Regions from separate parts of the Mus musculus genome. Here region 1 is linked to region 2. A link is a loop called in an ENCODE intact Hi-C map of the cell type or tissue named here. Cell type or tissue: left cerebral cortex. All regions are shown on one strand. Each heading gives the region's core, and the rest is flanking DNA. Links, peaks and the distances in the headings are about the cores only. Region 1 has its middle 19 kb from the start of Gm15942. Region 2 has its middle 29 kb from the start of Gm15942.

Evidence for each region. Hi-C counts contacts between places; a loop is a spot of excess contacts. Peaks named below come from ENCODE experiments on the same cell type or tissue, not always from the same donor. Only the 100,000 strongest peaks of a DNase experiment are listed, where the experiment ranks them.
Region 1: a loop joins it to region 2, with 2.3 times the contacts of the local background. A loop is called at or near these places in 3 of 42 quality-filtered maps.

What each region holds. Positions count from the first base shown.
Region 1 is chr15:37,718,136-37,721,053 of GRCm38, forward strand. It overlaps a transcript of Ncald not described here. Among named protein-coding and RNA genes, the nearest start is that of Gm15942, 19 kb to the left of the region's middle. In left cerebral cortex, for the core only: no CTCF peak of the experiment used is centred there; DNase peaks (open chromatin) are centred at 1,288 and 2,216; H3K27ac peaks cover 1,328 bases.
Region 2 is chr15:37,670,119-37,673,036 of GRCm38, forward strand. It overlaps a transcript of Ncald not described here. Among named protein-coding and RNA genes, the nearest start is that of Gm15942, 29 kb to the right of the region's middle. In left cerebral cortex, for the core only: a CTCF peak has its summit at 1,665; DNase peaks (open chromatin) are centred at 1,381, 1,589 and 2,646; H3K27ac peaks cover 2,421 bases.

The DNA.
Region 1 (2,918 bases), core at 190-2,689, 48 kb after region 2:
TGATCTTTTACTACAATAAAGCACTCACTGAAGAACAGATGGTATAGGTTATGACCAACTGGGAGTTCATCATTGTGCATAAGTATTCAGCAAATATTCATTGATCCTTTCAAAATGCATGCCAGGTTCTAAGTAAGATGGCCCAGTTGAACAACTTCAATGTTAGGGTCTCTATTGCAGGTGATGGTCTCTCCTCCCATGAAGGAGAGCAGATAAAAGGATTAGGCCACAGACAAAATGATTCAATGACAAGTGAGGTGAGCAAGACGCAGTCCCACACAACAGAGGCTCCTGCTTAGCCTGGATGTACTGACACCCAGGTCATGTGATTATAATATATTTGCTTTGTAATTTTTAAAAAGATGTATTATTTATTATAAGATTAGTATTTATTCATATTTATTCTTTTAAAGATTATTTATGTATATGTGTGTGCATGTGCATGTGTGTATATGCATGTGAATATGCATACATGAGTGGGGGGGTTGTGCATGTACATGTATGTGCATGTGTTTAGGGAAGCCCCTGGACACCAGGAGAAGAAGCTGAATCACTGGAGGTGGAATTGCAGGCAGTTGTGAGCTCCCTGATGTGGCTGCTGGGAGCCAAGCTCAGGTCCTCTGGAAGAGCAGCCGATGCGTTAACCACTGATCCATCCCTCCAATCCCAAAAGTGTCCTTTCTTGTTTCATCTGGTTTGTTGTTATTGTTGTTGTGGTTTTTAAAAACATAAGAATTCAATGGCCCACACGGCTACATACACACTCTGTCCCTAAACAGAATGCCCTCATTCCCTCCAGCCATAACATATCTGCCCTGCGTTCTCCACCTGCTCAGACACCCATGATGCCCTTATGGTGGGCAGAATAACGGCCTCAAAGATGTTCTTGTTTCTCTCCTCAGAAAACTGAATTGTTATACCACCAGGAAAGGGGCATGATTAAGGTTAACAACTTCATATGTTTCATGAGTCTAGAAATGCAGGCAAGCGGTGATGTGAAGATTCTGTCTTTGAAATGCGGGCACCCCTCTTAGCTAGCAAAGGTATACGAATACATAATTCCTTAGATCGTTTCAGAAAGGCATGAATGAACCCTGCCAATACCTTGATTTTAGCCCAGTGAGACCCATGGCAGCCTTCAGATCTACAGAATAATAAGTCAGTTTCTTGTATTTCAGATATCAAGTCTGTGGTAATTTCTCAGGACAAACACAGTCCTGTTTGTATTTCTTCCACTTGGAGTGTTCTTCCTCACCATGACTAACTGTAAATGCTCCCCCGCCCACATGTTCCTTGGCTACAGTCACTCCATGAACGCTTAGCTGAAGCTGTGTTCCAGTCAGGTTACATAGTCACTCTAAAACATGTGCTTCCAGGTCTCTGTGCAGCTACCTTAAGTGGGCATAGTGACAGTTGTAAACAGACCCCACCATCTTCCCATAATACCCTATCCTTGGCAGCCAAGACCATACCTTTTCCCTTAGTTCATGTTTTATCACATATCAGACATTCCATGGTCATGAAAGTGAATGCATGAGTGCATGTTTAACTACAACAACTACAACTATCAAAACCCCATACCCACTAACTGTTAGGCAGAAGGGGAAAGCCCTTTTCTCCATGACAAGACCTGGGTGACCTTCCACCCTCAGATTGGGTGACATATTTGTCATCCCTTGAGCATTCTAGCTATTTATAGTGCTGTGGTCCTCCAACTTTGTGCATGGGGCTTGTTTGGACGGCCTAGCCCCGAGGATCCCAGGGGAGGCAGGTGTGCGATGGATAAGCAAACGTGGTCCTAAGAAGCCTGACAGCCACTGTTGTAGGCCTGGCTTATGTGCTCTCAGGTTCTGACCACCTCTGGCTTCTCTGGAAGACTATGCAGACTTCACTTCCAAGCCCAGGTACTGGCCAGCATCACCCCAGCCCACTGTGAATGAGGGAAAAACAACCCCTTCCTCTCTTCCCTAAGCACAGAGCCTTTCTAATAGAGCTCAGCACCTCCTCAGCTGCCCCAGTGCACGGTCCTTTTCCCAGGAATTGTTGCAACACCTCTCTCTCCCTTGTCTGAACCCCAGAGCTTGGTGATAAGACAGAGCAGCAGCAGCAGCAGCTGGGCCTGAGAAGCACTAGGCTGCCAGACAAGTGTGGAAAACCCAGCAGCCTTGAGAGCATGTCTTTGGGTTCACATTACAGCTGACTGAATTGTTTCCAAAATCTGTTTCAGGCCTTGGCTGCATCATCCCATCTGGAAGCAAATCAGCACTGATTGGCCTCATTTCCACCCTTCACATTAGGGCACTTGTGGTAGAAAGAAGCTCCGTTGTGCCTTTCCATGGATGAGAGACACACTGTTCACCTCCTGTCACCTCTGCCATGCTCACATCCCCCCTATTTTTCCATATCCCTAGTCTTGCAAACCTGGTACGATCCAAAAATTCTACCTAAACCATCCCGAGACACACAGTCCCTCTCTCTGAGATGGAAGGTGGGTGAGACACAGAGGCCCTGAGGAAACGGACTCTCATGTGAATGATAATAGTAGGTCAGATCTGCAGAGTGGACAAGGGGTTCATGACAGGGTCCTCACTGGGAGACACAAACACCCCTGCCATCGTCCCTCCCAGGAGGACAGAGAGCCACAGGCCCAGGTGTACAGACTCTCCACCAGTCTGAGGCCACCCACACTGTGGCCTACACACACAGAAAGCTGGTCATACAGGCAAGAAAGTTCCACTGCCTGTCAAAGTGTCATCTACTGTGTTTGCAGTTGCCTCTTGCCAGTGACTACCCTCCCAACACCAGCAGAGAGACACTGGCATCTCCCTTTCCAGTGAAATCCAAAATGGGACTTGCAACATTATGGCTGCTGAGAGCTGGGCATGTCAGCTATGTCACGGCTCCTTGGAAAACGAGAA
Region 2 (2,918 bases), core at 281-2,780:
GTAATTCTCAGGGCCAGAGCAGAAGTGGAGACTCTAAAAGGGAAGGTGGGGGAGGGGCTGGTGGTGCACACCTGTAGCCCAGCACTTGAGAGGTAGAAGCAGGGAGCCCCGAAGTTCAGGGTCATCCTTGCCTACAGAGTGCTTTGGGCCAGCCTGGGCTACATGAGATAGAGTCTCAGAAAACAAACAAAGAAGGAGTGGAATGTGAGACATTTGCCTTTCCTATGTATTCCTTAATCCTTTCATCTGAAGAAGACAGGGCCTGAAAACAAACAAAAACCTCCCATCTCTGCCTCAAGGAGGTTATTGCCCCCCTTGTAGTTCAAATAACAGCGGTTTAAAAAGTGCTTGGCACAGCCAAGTGTTACATGAATGTCACACAATAGAAATCACTGGCTTAAACAGTCCCTGCCTCCTAACTCTAAGGCAAAAAGCTGGTGGTCCGGAGCCTTACCATGCAGCAGACGTTTCAAACAATGAGAATTTATAAAAACCCAAGCCTTTCAATAATTTAGCAAGACAGTAATGAAAATTAGATTAACATCAAAGAATTATTTCACTAAAAATAAAAACAGTACAATCTTGCTTCTGTGTGAGAATATGTTGTATGTTAGCGCAAGTAGTGAGGGCAGCACAGAAAAGCAAACAGCTTTGGAAAGGGCGTGCCGGAAGATGCAGAGATGAAGCTGGAGCTTCGACGCAGCCGGTACAGAAGGTAATCAGTTGAGATCTAACACACAGATGAGCACCAAAGTTAATAAAACGTCATTGTGTTGCAGATTCTCATTAAAGTCAATTTTTGATGCTCGTGTCAATAAAAAAATTATTGCATAATAGATTTGTTCATCTGCTTCACAATAGCAACCAGTTTATCATCTATGCCTTCATACTGTGGTTTAAACCTCAAGTATACATAATAATTTTTATCTTCAAGAAACAAAGAGCTCGGCCAGAAGGGAGCGGTTGGTTGCTCAGGAAGAGCACGGATCTGTCTTGCTCTCCTGGGTAGACTCGTTTAGCTCCTGAATAAACAGAGCGGCTCAGTTGCTTGAACCTCTCTCTGAAAACGTAAAGGATCTCCAAGCCAGGGTCATTAGCATTTCTATTTTATTCAGAAAGAAGCTTTCAGATTAGAGATGAAAGAAAAGCTGCTGCCAGTCAACGCCAAGGTGCACAAACCACTGAACAGTTTTCAGCGAAATAGGAAGGAAAATTATTCTAGAGAGGAGCCCTGTAAGTCAGTTTCAGTGCCTTGGATAAATACTGTTTTTATTCTTGTCAGCTGAGGTAGAGAATGCTCCTTCAAAGCAGTTTACCGGCTCTGTGTCTGGAGAAGTCGATGGGCTTCCAGAGACTGTCTTTGGATGCCATGGTAACTACATGATTCCGGTCAAGTCTGTCCTATCTAGGGGACAGTTTAAGGGATTTTAAAACATTACCTAACATGTCCCTGGCAGGAATAAACTGGACACATGACACACTGGACACAAGACACACTCGCTTCTAGGCCTTTGGGTTTCCAGCACCTGAGAGCTACAGTGAGATATGATACTATCTGAAAGGACACACAGCCTGTGCACAGCAATTATAAAACACACAGGCACTGGTGCTGGCAAGGTGCTCCAGGGTTAAGAGCACTTGCTCTTTAAGAGGAACCAAGTTGGATTCCCAGCAGCCACACGGTGGCTCACAACCATCTGTAACTCCAGTTCCAGGGGATCCTGTACCCTCTACTTATGCACTGCATAAGCATGATGCACATACATCCATGCAGTCAAAACACACACATACAATTTTTAAAAACCTTAGAAATACTTTAAAAGGATATATTGATCCTGAAGTGGTAGCTTAGTAGTTTTAACACATATTATTCTTCCAAAGGACCTGAGTTAGGTTCCCTACATCCATACTGGGCAATCTGTACTCTGGATCCAGAGGGATCCTCTCCTCTGGCTTCCACAGATACTGCATTCATGAGCACACACACAAGCACACAACAAGTAAATAAATAAATAAATAAATCTTTCAATTAAAAATATACAAGAATGTATATACAGCATGCCATCATAGATGTTGAACTTTTATATTCAAATTTTTAAATTAATTTTTTTCTCTAGGTTTTGCTTTGACTTTAGTTGTGAAGGTCTTTTGTGGATTGCCCTAAGGCACAGTGGCAGAACCAGGAAGGAGTTCAAACTGCTCACATGGACCTGCAGGTGCAAAATCCCTGGCTCCGCTTCAGTGCTGAGGCAAAAGCTTGGCAGGCATGGAGCTCCCCAGACCTCCCAGGGTGAAAGCACACCCCCTCCACACCCCCTCCACACCCCTCCCTTGAAAGCAATGAGGGAAACGTGTCACAGACAATACATACTTACTCTTCCGTGTAGTGAGTTACCACGGTAAGGTTACCTCACAAATCACACAGAGCCCAACATGCACCTGGACCAATGAACAGCTAAGCGGATTTTCACATATGTAAAGAATCTTGGTCATTGACATTGATTTCCACAAATCCTGTGAATGAGCCTAATTGCCCCAGCATTTGTGTGTCGTGTGCGGTAATCATGAGCGTCATCCTGAAGCAGGCTGCCTGGCCTTATGTTGTTTCTATGTTGAGGAAGCAAAGCCAGACTCGGGAGAGGGAAAGCCACGCCCTCAAATCTTACCCACTTACTCTGCTTATCAGCCTCATGGACTCTTCTTACCCCACCCCCATGTCTTTTAACCAAGTTCTCCTCTTTATGACCAACCCTCGCGTCACGCAGACACACAAAATTACTATCGCTCTCTCCTGCTCTGTATAATCCAAGAATATGATAGAATTTCTGTGGAGTTCTCAATGTCAAGCCCTCAGTCAATTCTGCACTCTTTGTTCTCTACTCCAATGTTTGAAAATTCCAGGAAAAAAACGTGCACCC